Regions from separate parts of the Homo sapiens genome. Here all the other regions are linked to region 2. The links are chromatin contacts, found by Hi-C or POLR2A ChIA-PET in ENCODE. All regions are on one chromosome and are shown on one strand. The core of a region is the stretch at or near the end of the contact, and the rest is flanking DNA. Distances in the headings are between cores, read along the strand shown. Region 1 holds the start of ZNF675 (zinc finger protein 675). Region 2 holds the start of ZNF257 (zinc finger protein 257). Region 3 holds the start of ZNF85 (zinc finger protein 85). Region 4 holds the start of ZNF724 (zinc finger protein 724). Region 5 holds the start of ZNF430 (zinc finger protein 430).

What was found. A loop is a pair of places that touch in the nucleus more often than their neighbours do. ChIA-PET counts read pairs that join two places held with the same protein, here RNA polymerase II (POLR2A). Pooled maps may share reads with other maps.
Region 1: a loop to region 2 is called in a map of naive thymus-derived CD4-positive, alpha-beta T cell, with 8 times the contacts of the local background. The contact joins the promoter of ZNF675 here to the promoter of ZNF257 in region 2. A Hi-C loop is called at or near these places in 1 of 168 maps with a recorded cell type or tissue (naive thymus-derived CD4-positive, alpha-beta T cell), 1 of 37 single-sample maps with no recorded cell type and 5 of 50 pooled maps. POLR2A ChIA-PET finds 5 or more read pairs at or near these places in 2 of 52 experiments (CD4-positive, alpha-beta T cell and OCI-LY7).
Region 3: a pooled map shows a loop between it and region 2 (11-fold over the local background). The contact joins the promoter of ZNF85 here to the promoter of ZNF257 in region 2. A Hi-C loop is called at or near these places in 5 of 50 pooled maps. POLR2A ChIA-PET finds 5 or more read pairs at or near these places in 3 of 52 experiments (CD4-positive, alpha-beta T cell, activated CD4-positive, alpha-beta memory T cell and naive thymus-derived CD4-positive, alpha-beta T cell).
Region 4: a map of naive thymus-derived CD4-positive, alpha-beta T cell shows a loop between it and region 2 (23-fold over the local background). The contact joins the promoter of ZNF724 here to the promoter of ZNF257 in region 2. A Hi-C loop is called at or near these places in 2 of 168 maps with a recorded cell type or tissue (CD4-positive, alpha-beta T cell and naive thymus-derived CD4-positive, alpha-beta T cell) and 5 of 50 pooled maps.
Region 5: a loop to region 2 is called in a map of naive thymus-derived CD4-positive, alpha-beta T cell, with 12 times the contacts of the local background. The contact joins the promoter of ZNF430 here to the promoter of ZNF257 in region 2. A Hi-C loop is called at or near these places in 1 of 168 maps with a recorded cell type or tissue (naive thymus-derived CD4-positive, alpha-beta T cell) and 7 of 50 pooled maps. POLR2A ChIA-PET finds 5 or more read pairs at or near these places in 1 of 52 experiments (CD4-positive, alpha-beta T cell).

Annotation. Positions count from the first base shown.
Region 1 is chr19:23,685,926-23,688,714 of GRCh38, forward strand. It overlaps ZNF675 (zinc finger protein 675), which reads right to left and starts at 1,287. Exons shown (of 4, transcript NM_138330.3): 1 at 1,106-1,287. The coding sequence starts at 1,108. RefSeq lists enhancers at 1-693, 825-1,214, 1,505-1,554.
Region 2 is chr19:22,051,032-22,053,786 of GRCh38, forward strand. It overlaps ZNF257 (zinc finger protein 257), which reads left to right and starts at 1,453. Exons shown (of 4, transcript NM_033468.4): 1 at 1,453-1,604. The coding sequence starts at 1,602.
Region 3 is chr19:20,921,985-20,924,742 of GRCh38, forward strand. It overlaps ZNF85 (zinc finger protein 85), which reads left to right and starts at 1,267. Exons shown (of 4, transcript NM_003429.5): 1 at 1,267-1,419. The coding sequence starts at 1,417.
Region 4 is chr19:23,249,139-23,251,838 of GRCh38, forward strand. ZNF724 (zinc finger protein 724) reads right to left here and starts at 1,256. Exons shown (of 4, transcript NM_001355404.2): 1 at 1,102-1,256. The coding sequence starts at 1,104. RefSeq lists an enhancer at 877-1,166 and a silencer at 1,297-1,356.
Region 5 is chr19:21,019,239-21,021,938 of GRCh38, forward strand. ZNF430 (zinc finger protein 430) reads left to right here and starts at 1,419. Exons shown (of 5, transcript NM_025189.4): 1 at 1,419-1,565. The coding sequence starts at 1,563. RefSeq lists enhancers at 1,109-1,702, 1,703-2,294.

The DNA of each region.
Region 1 (2,789 bases), core at 37-2,536, 1.6 Mb after region 2:
AATAACTAAGTAGCAGGCAATTAGACGGAGGTTACTCTAGTCCCTGGGTTCCTATTTTTTAAAAACTCTAACTCAAATGCATTTTTTTGCAAATTACTGAATTGAGGGAAACAAAAATTTAGGCTTAACCAATCATAAACTGCCAATTAACCTCTGATTACATAACCAGGAAATGTCCACCTTAATTGTACAAGTCAAGTAACTATGAACTGTACCTAACCAATTATTTAATTTGGTTTTCTTCATCATGTACCTTTAAAAGTCTTTCCTTCAAGCTGCTCTCATAAAGTCACAAGCTCCAAACCACAGCTGAATGCTCCACAATTTTTGAATCACTCTTTGATTAAATTCTCCAATATTTTTGTGGTGATCCCCATAATTTATTTATTTATTTAACTTATTTATTTATATATTTTTTAAGACGGAGTTTCGGTCTTGTTAACCAGGCTGGAGTGCAATGGCGTCATCTCGGCTCACTGCAACCGCCACCTCCCGGGTTCAAGCGGTTCTCCTGCCTCAGCCTTCTGAGTATCTGGGATTACAGGCATGTGCCACCACGCCCGGCTAATTTTGTATTTTTAGTAGAAACGGGGTTTCACCATGTTGGTCAGGCTGGTCTTGAACTCCTGACCTCAGGTGATCCACCCACCTCGGTCTCCCAAAGTGCTGGTATTACTGACCTGAGCCACCGCGCCCGGCCCTCCCATAAAATTTTAATAGGAGAAAACAGGAACTGGGAACCCCACGGACCAAAACTCTTCCCATTAATGAACCCGCACCCTGAGTCAGGATTCTCCGGTGACGGCCCTCCTGTGGTCCCTGCACAATCTGAGAGAAATGCGGCGCTGCGGGTACAGAGCTGCCCAGAGAGGGCTACAGGCCAGGGCACAGTCACTAGGCAGAGAAGAGACGGGATGCCCCGGGGCTGGCTGTCAGCGCGCCGCCATCTTATGGCTGCAGGGGACTGAGCCGAGCTGGGGAAGGAGAACTCGGGGTGCAGATTGTGGAGCTGACTGCGGGGAGGCCTGAGTCCCGCCATAGCCATTTCCCACGGGTTCCAACCAGCCCCTTCCCCCTCTCGGGATGTCGCACCCGTAACTCTCACCATTTCTAGGCTTCCAGGGGGTCCTGGAGTCTTAGCTGTGGATCTCTCAATTTCTGCAGGTCACAGGCCCACAGAGGCTGGACCTCTAGGAGCAGAGGACACAGAGCAATGAAAGCGAGACCTGGAGCTCCGGCTGCAGCGAGAGACAAAGGCGCCGCCAAATCCCGGAAGCCATCTTGTCTGCTCCAGCTGCGTGCCTGATTGGACGGTTCCCAGCCCAGCGTGCCTGATTGGACAACGTTTAAGGTCCTGACCCTTCAGGCCCTGAGTGACAGAAGATGTGATCAGACACTGGGCTGAGTGAAGACTGATAGCCTGCGCTGCAGCCTTTTCAGCCGGGGCTTCCTCTTTTAGCTGAGCCAGGCCCATCCCATAGGGTATTTGTATTTAACCTTGTGTATAAGGTCATATACATTTATAAATGATATATGGCTACTCACAAAGAAAAATAATATAATAATAATTATTTTAGAATTTCAGACTTTATGACCTTCCTGGCTTCTGGTCCTTTGAGTAGGCAGCCTGAGAATTTTAAAAAGAGGCAATCCTCAAATAAAATGTGAGCCACATGTGAATTTTAAATTTTCTAGTAGTCAAACTTTAAAAAGAAAAAAACAAGTGGAATTGATTGTAACAATCTAACCCAATATATCCAAAGTACTATCATTTTAGTATGAGAGCAATATGAAATTATTGATGAAATACACATATATATGTATATATGTGTATACACACACACACACACACACACACACACACACACATATATGGAACTAAATCTTTGAAAATAACTCTATTTTACCTAACACATTGCAATTCAGACCAGCCACATTCCAGGCACCCAGTAGCCACACGTGGCCAATAGCTGCCACATTAAAATGCAGCTCTGATGTCAGGGGGGTGAAGAAGAGCCTGAACATCCCTTTTTTGCCAGAGGTGAGGGGACAGCCTCTCTCTACCAACATCTCTCTTCAATTCCAAGGAAAAAACAGTTAGTGACCATAGAAAGAACAGAGGACAGATAGAATAAAATAACCACAGGTCGACCTGTGGTTACCTCTGGTTATTTTATTAACTACTGCTGCCCACCTGTTGCTCACCTTAATTCCAAACATCAGACAGTGAACAAAGAATGATGAAGCCACAAAACAAGAAAACTCTGTATCTTCAGATCTGTCCACAGTCTTAACCTCCAATGTTTAGATATGGAGAAAATAGATTAAAGGCAAACTTATTTTGCTATTTGGCCTTGGCCCTAACGGTCAGCCTGTGGTTATCTGTTTTCTCCTGTGGTGTGGTGAACTGTGTGAGTATAAGCACCAATCACACGCAGACATGTCTACATGTATTTTTGCATTATTCAATATTCTCTTACAAGACATAAGACTTTAAGTCAAGAATAAAGGTAATGTGAGTCTTTTTTCTTGCATTGGCGCTACCCACAGGGTGCATCATGACATATTGCTAAGTTCTGCATTCAGGTTATGTGGCTCTCTTCTTTTACCCAGGCCCAGAATATTTTGCACAATAGAACATATTACTAGGCCCAACATATATAAAATGGGAGGCCCTTGCCTGAGCCTTTTTTACAGAGGGCCTTGTGACATATCTCTGCATCAATCACCTAAGAGATGCAACTGTCCATTTTTCCCTGCACTCTGCCCACAGGAAAAATTGTGACTTA
Region 2 (2,755 bases), core at 203-2,702:
GTGGCTGGGTCTACACTGTGATGTGCTGGAAAGGCAAAAAACAGACTTAGTAGCCTGTGTGCGGTGGCTCACGCCTGTAATCCCAGCACTTTGGGAGGCCGAGGCAGGTGGATCACTTGAGGTCGGGAGTTCCAGACCAGCCTGACCAACATGGAGAAACCCCGTCTCTACTAAAAATACAAAAATTAGCCGGGCATGGTGGCAGATGCCTGTAATCCCAGCTACTCAGGAGGCCGAGGCAGGAGACTCACTTGAACCCAGGAGGCAGAGAACACACTTTGTGCCATTGCACTCCAGCCTGGGCAACAAAAGCGAAACTCCATCTCAAAAAAAAATAAAAAAAAAAAAACAAAAAAAACAAAAAAAAACAGACTTAGTTCCAATGATATAGTTCTAACTATATACATGCTACATTAATAATTACACATTGCTCATATAGTAATATTTTGGATATATTGGGTTACTGAAATTGTTACAATCAGTTTGACCTATTTCTTCTTTCTTTTTAAAGTTTGGCTACTAGAAAATTTAAAATTCACATTTGGCTCACATTCTATTTCAGAAGATTGCCTCCTTTTTTTTTTTTTTTTTTTGACGGAGCTTAGTTTCGCTTTTGGTGCCCAGGCTGGAGTTCAAAGCGATCTCGGCTCACTGCAACTCCTGCCTCCCGGGTTCACCTGTCTCGGCCTCCCCAGTAGCTGGGATTACAGGCACCCGCCACCATGCCCCGCTAATTTTTGTATTTTTAGTAGAGACGGAGTTTCATCGTATTGGTCAGGCTGGTCTCCAACTCCTGACCTCAGGTGATCCGCCGGCCTCGGCCTCCCAAAGTGCTGGGATTACAGGCGTGAGCCACCGCACCCGGCCATGATTGCCTCCTTCTTAAAATCTCAGGCTGCCTGATCAAAAAACCAGAAGCCAGGAAGGTCAGGAAAGCTGAAATTTTAAAATAGTTGTTATTAGATTATTTTTGTTTGTGAATAACAATATAGTGTATTTTTTTCTTTTCTTTTTTTTTTTGAGACAGAGTCTCACTCTGTGGCCCAGGCTGGAGTGCAGTGGCGCGATCTCGGCTTACTGCAATCTCCGCCTCCTGGGTTCAAGCGATTCTCCTGCCTCAGCCTCCGGAGTAGCTGGGACTACAGGCGTGAGCCACCGCGCCCGGCCATATTATGTATTATGTATAAACGCATATGACCTTACACACAAGGTTAAATGCAAATACCTTTGGGTTGGGCCTGGCTCAGCTCAGGGAGGAAAACCTGCCTGAAAAGGCTGGAGCTTAGGCTTTCACTCTTTCTTCATTCAGCCGAGCATCTGATCACGTCTCCTGTCACTCAGGGCCTAAAGGGGCGAGGCCTTAAACGTTATCCAGTCAGGGACGCTGGGCTGGAAACCGTCCAATCAGACACGAAGCTGGAGCGGACAGGGTGGCTTCCGGGTTTGGCGGGTACTTTGTCTCTCGCTCTAGCCCGAGCTGCAGGTCTCGTCTTCCCTGGTCTGTGTCCTCTTCTCCTAGGGGCCCAGCCTCTGTGGCCCTGTGACCTGCAGGTATTGGGAGATCCCCAGCTAAGACGCCAGGTCCTCCTGGAAGCCTAGAAATGGTGAGAGTGCTGGGTCCGACATCCTGGGAGAGGGGAAGGGGGTGGTTGGAACCTGTGGGAAGTCGCTGTGGCGGGACTCAGGCCTCCTTGCAGTCAGCCCTACCATCTGCGCCCGAGTTTTCCTTGGCCAGCTCGGCCTCGGTCCCCCTCAGCCATAAGATGGCGGCTGCGCTGACAGCCGGGACCCCGGGCGTCCTGTCTCTTCCCTGCGCAGTGACTGTGCCCTGGCCTGGATCCCTCTCTCGGCAGCTCTGCACCCGCAGCGCCGAGTCTCCCCAGGTTGTGCAGGGACCACAGGAGAGTCGTCAGGGGAGAATCCTGACTCGGGGTGCGGGGTTCATGAATGGGAAGAGCTTTGGTCTGTGGGGTTCTGAGTCTCTCTTTTCTCTTATTAAAAATATACAGAAGTCACCGCAAAAATATTAAAGAATTTAATTAAAGAGTGATTCAAAAATCCGGGCGCGGTGGCACACGCCTGTAATCCCAGCACTTTGGGAGGCCGAGGCAGGCGGATCACGAGGTCAGGAGATTGAGACCATTCTGGCCAATATGGTGAAACCCCGCCTCTACTAAAAATACAAAAATTAGCGGGCGTGGTGGCATGTGCCTATAATCCCAGCTACTCAGGAGGCTGAGGCAGGAGAATCGCTTGAACCAGGAAGTCAGAGGTTGCAGTGAGCCGAGATGGCGCCACTGCACTCCAGCCTGAAGACAGAGCGAGACTCCGTCTCAAAAAAAAAAAAAAAAAAAAAAAAAAAATTGTAAAGTACCCAGCTATGGTTTGTCATTTGTCGTCCATAGCAGGGGCTTGAAGAGAAGACTTTAATAACATGAGATAAAGAAAACCAAATTCAGTAATTGGTTAGATGCAGTTACATAGTTTGTTAATTTGTACTATCAAGGTGGACATTTCCTTGTTATGTAATCAGAGGTTAAATGGTAGTGTATAGTTGGCTACGCCTCAATTTTGTTTCCCCCAATTTAGTAATTTATAAAAACATGCGTTTGAGGCCGGCGCTGTGGCTCACGCTTGTAATCCGAGCACTTTGGGAGGCCCAGGCGGGCGGATCACTTGAGGTCGGGAGTTCGAGACCAGCCTTACCAACATGGAGAAACTCCGCCTCTACTAACAATACAAAATTAGCGGGGCG
Region 3 (2,758 bases), core at 17-2,516, 1.1 Mb before region 2:
GGGCGTGGTAGTGCATGCCTGTAATCCCAGCTACTCGGGAGGCTGAGGTAGGAGAATTGCTTGAACCCAGGAGGCAGAGGTTGCAGTGAGCCAAGACCACACCATTGCGCTTTAGCCTGGGCAACAAGAGTGAAACTCCATCTCAAAAAAAAGAAATGCCGAAATACATGTGGACATGTATGCATGTGATTGTGCTTATATTCACTCAGTTTCCCACACCACAGAAGAAAACAGGTAACCACAGCCTGAACATTAGAGTCGAGGTCAAATAGCAAAATAAGTTTGCCTTTAATCTATTTTCTTCCTATGTAAACATTAAAGGTCAAGACTGTGAACAGATCTGAAGACATAGTTTTTTTTCTCCTGTGGCCCATCATCCTTTGCTCACTGTCTGATCTCTGAAAGAAAGATGGGCAACAGGTGGTAAGCAGTGGTTTACCTGTGATTTATTCCTGCTGCCATCAGCTTTTTCTATAGCCACTATTTGTTTCACCCTCGGAACTGAAAAGAGACGTTGATAAATAGAGGCTGTCCCCTCACCTGTGGCAGAAAAGGGGTGTTCAGGCCCTCCACCCCCACTGACATCACAGCTGTACTTCAATGTGGCAGCTATTGGCCATGTGTGGCTCCTGGGTGCCTGGAATGTGGCTGGTCTGAACTGCGATGTGCTAGAAAGGTAAAATACAGAATTAGTTTCAAAGATTTTGTTTCAAATGTATTTATATTTCATTAATAATTACATATTGCTCACATATTAAAATGAAAATATTTTGAATATATTGGGTTAAATAAATTGCTACAATCAATTCCACTTGTTTCTTCTTTCTTTTTAAAGTTTGGCTACTAGAAAATTTAAAATTCACCTGTGACTCACATTTTATTTCAGAGGATTGCCTGTTCAAAGGACCAGAATACAGGAAGGTCATAAAATCTAAAATTTTAGAACAATTGTTGTTATACTTTGTTCATTTGTGAATAGCCATATAATATATTATTTTTGAATGCATATAAATTGATACACAAGGTAAGGGCAAATACTCTCTGGTGTGAGCCTGGCTCAGCTCAGGAAGGAAGCCCTGTCTGAAAAGGCTGCAGCCTAGGCTGTCACTCGCTCTTCTTTCAGCCCAGCATCTGATCACATCTTCTGTCACTCAGGGCCTGAAAAGAAGGTGCCTTAAATATCATCCAATCAGAGACGCTGGGCTGGGAACCGTCCAATCAGGAACGCAGCTGGTGCGGATAGGGCGGCTTCCGGGATGTGGCGGGGCCTTTGTCTCTCGCTGCAGCCTGAGCTCTAGGTCTTGTTTTCCCTGCTTTGTGTTTTCTGCTCGTGGACGCCCAGCCTCTGTGGCCCTGTGGCCTGCAGGTATTGGGAGATCCACAGCTAAGACGCCGGGACCCCCTGGAAGCCTAGAAATGGTGAGAGTGCCAGGTCCGCCATCCCGAGGGGGAAAGGGGTTGGTTGAAACCGGTGGGAAGCGGCTGTGGCGGGACTCAGGCCTCCCTGTAGTCAGCTCCACAATCTGCGCTCCAGTTCTTTTTGCCCAGCTCGGCCCCAGTTCCTCCAGCCATAAGATGGCGGCTGCGCTGACAGCCGGCCCGGGCGTCCTGTCTCTTCCCTGCGCAGTGACTGTGCCCTGGACTGGAGCCCTCTCTGGGCAGCTCTGCATTCGCAGCACCGCGTCTCTCCCAGATTGAGCAGGGACCACGGGAGGGTTGTCAGGGGAGAATCCTGACTCGGGGTGCGGGTTCATGAAAGAGCTTTGGGCTGTGGGGTTCCCAGTTCCTCTTTTTTTCTGTTAAAAATGTATGGGGGGACGGGCGTGGTGGCTCACGCCTGTAATTTCAGCACTTTGGGAAGCCGAGGCGGGCGGATCATCTGAGGTCAGGAGTTCAAGACCATCCTGGCCAACATGGTGAAACCCCGTCTCAATTTTTAAAAATACAAAAATTAGCCGGGCGTCGTGGCGCGCGCCTGCAATCCCAGCTACTCAGGAGTTTGAGGCAGGAGAATCGCTTGAACCCGGGAGGCGGAGGTTGCAGTGAGCCTACATCGCGCCACTGCACTCCAGCCTGGGCAATAAGAGTGAAACTCCGTCTCAAAAAAAAAAAAAAAAGATGTATAGGAGTCACCGCAAAAATATTAAAGAACTTAAAAAGTGGTTCAAGTATTGTAGAGCACTCAGCTATGGTTTGTAGTTTGTGGTCCATGGGAGGAGCTTGAATAAAAGACTTTTATAAGGTGCATGATAAAAAAATCAAATTAGTAATTGGTTAGGTACAGTTATATAGTCTCTTAATTTGTACGATCGTGTTGGCAATTTTCTGGTTATGTGATCAGAATTTAATTGGCAGTTTATAGTTGGTTAAGCCTGAATTTTGTTTTCCCCGATGTGGTAATTTACTAAAAAATGAAATTTTAGTTAGATTTTTTTAAAAAGGAGGACCCCAGGGACTAGAGCCACCTCAGTCTAATTGCCTGCCACTGAATCATTTTCACAGTCCACAGGGGACTTCTTTTCCCCTGCATTTTTCACATATGTCTCAAGCAGGGTCTCAAGTCTACTTCTTACTCCCTGTTCTTCCAGATTAACTCTGATTTACAGTAAAATACTAAATTTCCAGTGTCATTGACATTCCCAAATGCCACCTTCCCCTCTCTGATACACATTATCAATTATTTGTCCTTTATTGTACATTTTATATTTCAATTAATAATTCTTCCACAAAACATTGGATGGCACTATTTAAAAAATTG
Region 4 (2,700 bases), core at 6-2,505, 1.2 Mb after region 2:
TTCAAGCCCCTCTTATAAACCAAAAACTACAACCCATAGGGGTGCTCTAAAATTTTTGAACCACTCTTTGATTAAATTATTTAATATTTTTGCAGAGACTGCCTTTTTTTTTTTTTTTTCTAGACAGAGTCTTCTTACTCTGTCGCCCAGGCTGGAGTGCAGTGGCGCGATCTTGGCTCACTGCAACCTCCTCCCAGGTTCAAGCGATTGTCCCGCCTCAGCCTCCCGAGTGGCTGGGATTACAAGCATGCGCCACTATGCCCGGCTTTTTTTTTTTGAGACAGAGTCAAGCTCTGTCACCCAAGCTGGACAGCAAATGGCGTCAGCTCGCCTCACTGCAACCTCCGCCTCCCGGGTTCAAGCGATTTTTCTGCGTCAGCCTCCTGAGTAGCTGGGATTACAGGACCGCGCCACCACGCCCGGCTAATTTTTTGTATTTCTAGTAGAAACGGGGGTTTCACCATGTTGGTCAGGCTGGTCTCGAACTCCTGACCTCGTAATCCGCCCACCTCGGCCTCCCAAAGTGCTAGCATTATAGGCGCAGGCCACTGTGCCAGACTAATTTTTATATTTTTAGTAGAGATGGGGTTTCGCCATGTTGGCCAGGCTGGTCTCGAACTCCTGGCCTCGGGTGATCCGCCCGCCTCGGCCTCTCGAAGTGCTGGGATTACAGGCGTGAACCAAAGCGCCCGGCCTGCCATAAATTTTTAATAGGGGGAAAGATGAACTGGAAACGCAGCGGACTAAAGCCCTTCCCATTCATGAACCCGCTCCCCGAGTCAGGATTCTCCCCTGACTACCCTCCCTTGGTCCCTGCACAATCTGGGAGAGACGCTGCGCTGCGGGAGCAGAGCTGCCCAGAGAGGGCTCCAGGTCAGGGCACAGTCACTGGGCGGGGAAGAGACAAGACGCCCGGGGGCCGGCTGTCAGCGAAGCCGCCATCTTATGGCTGAAGGGGACTGAGGCCCAGCTGGGCAAGGAGAACTCAGGGCGCAGTTTGTGGAGATGACTGCGGGGAGGCCCGAGTCCGCCACAGCCACTTCCCACAGGTTTCAACCAGCCCCTCCCTCTCTCTCCGGATGTCGGAGCCGCCACTCTCACCATTTCTAGGCTTCCAGGGGAGGCCCTGGCGTCTTAGCTGTGGATCTCCCAATGCTTGCAGGTCAGAGGGCCACAGAGGCTGGGCCTCTAAGAGCAGGGGACACAAAGCAGGGAAGACGAGACCAAGCGCTCCAGCTGCAGCGAGAGACAAAGGCCCCGCCAAATCCCGGAAGCCGCCCTGTCCGCTCCAGTTGCGTGCCTGATTGGACGGTCCCCAGCTCAGGGTCCCTGATTGGAAAACGTCTAAGGCCCAGCCCCTTCAGGCCTTAAGTGACAGAAGACCTGACCAAACGCTGGACTGAATGAAGAAAGAGTGACAGCCTAAGCTGCAGCGTTTTCAGGCAGGGCTTCCTCCCTGAGCTTAGCCCACCCCGGAGGGTATTTGCATTTGACCTCGTGTATGAGGTTTCATGTATTTATAAATAACATACTATACGGCTATTCACAAATGAAAAATATATAATAACAATAATTTTAAAATTTCAGTTTTTATGATCTTCCTGGCTTCTGGCATTTGAGCAAGCAGCCTGAGACTTTTTTAAAAAGGCAATCCTCTGAAATAAAATATAAGCCACATGTGAATTTTGAATTTTCTAGTAGCCAACTTTAAAAAGAAACAAGAAAAAGGTGGAGTTGATTGTAACAATTTAACTTACCCAATATATCCAAAATATTATCAGTTTAATATGTGAGCAATAATTATATATGTATATACATGTATATGTATGTATATATGTATATATGTGTGTATATATGTATATATGTATGTGTGTATATATGTATATATATGTGTGTGTGTATATATATATACATATATATATATATATATATATATATATATATATATATCACTAAATCTTTGAAACTCACTCTGTATTTTACCATTCCAGCACATCGCAGTTTAGACCAGCGACATTCCAGGCACCCAGGAGCCACACGTGGCCAATAGCTGCCATATTGAAGTGCAGCTGCGATGTCAGCTGAGTGAAGGGCCTGGACATCAGAGGTGGGGGAAAGCCTCTTCCTACCAACATCTCTTCAGTTCCCAGGGTGGAACAGATAGTGGCCATAAAAGAGCAGAAGGCAGCAAGAATAAAATAACCACACATAGACCACTGCTGGCCACCTGTTGACCACCTTCCTTCCAGATTAAACAGTGAACAACAAGTGATGGGGTGACAGGAGAAGTAAACTCTATGTCTTCATATCTGTCCAGTCTTTTTTGAGACAGACTTTCACTCTTATTGCCCAGGCTGGAGTGCAGTGAAGTGCAATGGCAGGATCGCGGCTCACCACAACCTCCACCTCCCAGGTCCAAGCAATTCTCCTACCTCAGCCTCCCAAGTAGCTGGGATTACAGGCACGTGCCACCACACCCAGCTAATCTTTTGTATTTTTATTAGAGACAGGGTTTCTCCATGTTGGTCAGGCTGGTCTTGAACTCCCGACTTCCGGTGATCTGCCGGCTCCCACCTCCCAAAGTGCTGGAATTACAGACGTGACCCACCACGCCCGGCCTTTTTTTTTTTTTTTTGAGACAGACTTGCTCTGTCACCCAGGCTGGAGTGCAGTGGCACGATCTTGGCTCACTGCAACTTC
Region 5 (2,700 bases), core at 169-2,668, 1.0 Mb before region 2:
AAAATCTGAGGCTGCCTCCTTTAGCCGGGAAGGTCATAAAATCTGAAATTTTAAAATAATTATTGTTACATTCTTTTCATTTTTGAATAGCCACTATATATATATAAATATAAATATATATAAAAATATATAAAAATAAAAATATAAATATATATAAAAACATAAATATATATAAATATAAATATGTATAATATATAAATATATAAAAATATATAAAAATATAAATATAAAAAATATATATAAATATAAATATATAAATATAAATATAAATATATATAAATATATACATATAAATATATAAATATAAATATATAAATATATAAATATAAATATATATAAATATATAAATATATATATATAAATATATAAATATATAAATATATATATATAAATATATAAATATTTATATATAAATATATATAAATATATAAATATATATAAATATATAAATATATATAAATATATATAAATATATAAATATATATAAGTATATAAATATAAATATATATAAATATATAAATATATATATAAATATATATAAATATATAAATATATATAATTATATAAATATAAATATATATAAATATATATAAATGTATATAAATACATAAATAAATATATAAATATATATAAATATATATATAAATAAATATATACAAATATATATAAATAAATATATATAAATATATATAAATAAATATATATAAATATATATAAATAAATATATAAATATATAAATATATAAATAAATACATATATAAATATATAAAATATATATAAATAAATATATAAAAATATATATAAATAAATATATATAAATAAATATATATATATATATATATATATATATTTTAGACAGAGTTGTGCTCTTGTTGCCCAGGCTGGAGTGCAATGGCACAATCTCGGCTCACCGCAACCTCCGCCTCCCAGGTTCAAGCGGTTCTCCTGCCTCAGCCTCCCGAGTACCTGGGATAACACACATGGGCCACCACAACCCGCTAATTTTATATTTTTTATAAAGACTGGGTTTCTCCATGTTGGTCAGGCTGGTCTCTAACTCCCGACCTCAGGTCATCTGCCCGCTTCAGCCTTCCAAAATGTTGGGATTACGGGCGTGAGCCACCGTGACCGGCCCCATATATTATTTATAAATGCATATGACCTTACACACAAGGTTAAATGCAAATAACCTCTGGGGTGGGCCTGGCTCAGCTCAGGGAGGAAGCCCTGTCAGAGAAGGATGCAGCCCAAGCTGTCACTCTTCTTTCAGCCCCGCATCTCATCACATCTTCCGTCAATCATGGCCTGAGGGGGCGGGGATTTAAATGTTATCCAATCAGAGACGCTAGGCAGGGAACCGTCCAATCAGGCACGCAGGTGAAGCGGACAGGGCGGCTTCCGGGTTTGGCGGGGCCTTTGTCCCTCGCTGTGGCCTGAGCTCCAGGTCTCGTCTTCAGCGCTCTGTGTCCTCTGCTCCTAGAGGTCCAGGCTCTGTGGCCCTGTGACCCGCAGGTATTGGGAGATCTACAGCTAAGACGCCAGGAACCCCTGGAAGCCTAGAAATGGTGAGAGTGCCGGGTCCGACATCCCCAGAGAGGGGAGGGGCTGGTTGTAATGGGTGGGAAGTGGCTGTGGCGGGACTCAGGCCTCCCGGCAGTCAGCTGCACAATCTGCGCCCCGAGTTCTTGCCCAGCTGGGCCTCAGTCCCCATCAGCCTTAAGATGGCGGCTGCGCTGACAGGCGGGCCCCAGCACGTCCCGTCTCTTCCTTGCGCAGTGACTGTGCCCTGGCCTGGAGCCCTCTCTGGGCAGCTCTGCATCCGCAGCGCCGCGTCTCTCCCAGACTGTGCAGGGACCACGGGAGGATCGTCACGGGAGAATCGTCACGGGAGAATCCTGACTTGGGGTGCGAGTTCATGAATGGGAAGAACTTTGGTCCTGGGTTCCTAGTTCCTCTTTTCTCCTATTAAAAATGTACAGACCGGGAGGGGTGGCTCACGTCTGTAATCCCAGTACTTTGGGAGGCCGAGGCGGGCGCATCACTAAGTCAGGAGAGTTCAAGACCAGCCTGGCCAGCATAGTGAAACCCCGTCTTTACTAAAAATACAAAAATTTGCCGGGCATGGTGGTACACGCCTGTAGTCCCAGCTACTTGGGAGACTGAGGCAGGAGAATCACTTGAACCTGGGAGGTGGAGATTGCAGTGAGCCGAGATAGCGCCACTGCACTACAGCCTGTGTAACAGAGCAAGACTCCGTCTCGGAAAAAAAAAATGTACAGAAGTCACCACAAAAATATTAAAGAAATTAATCAAAGAGTGATTAAAAAACTGTTGAGCACCCAGCTGTGGTTTGTAATTTGTTGTTCATGGCGGGGCTTGAAGGAAAGACTTTTATAAGGTGCATGATGAAGAAAGCCAAATTCAGTAATTGGTTAGGTACCGTTATGTAGTTTCTTAGTTTGTACAATAAAGGTGAAAATTTTCTGGTTGTGTAATCAGACCTTAATTGGCAGTATACAGTTGATTAAGCCTGAATTTTGTGTCTTTCAATGTAGTAATTTTCAAAACGATGCGCCTGAGTTAGATTTTTTTTTTTTTTTTTTTTTTTTTTTTTTGAGATGGAGTCTCGCTCTTGTCGCCCAGGCTGGAGTGCAGTGGCACAATCTCGGCTCACTACAACTTCTGCCGCTGCCTGTGTTC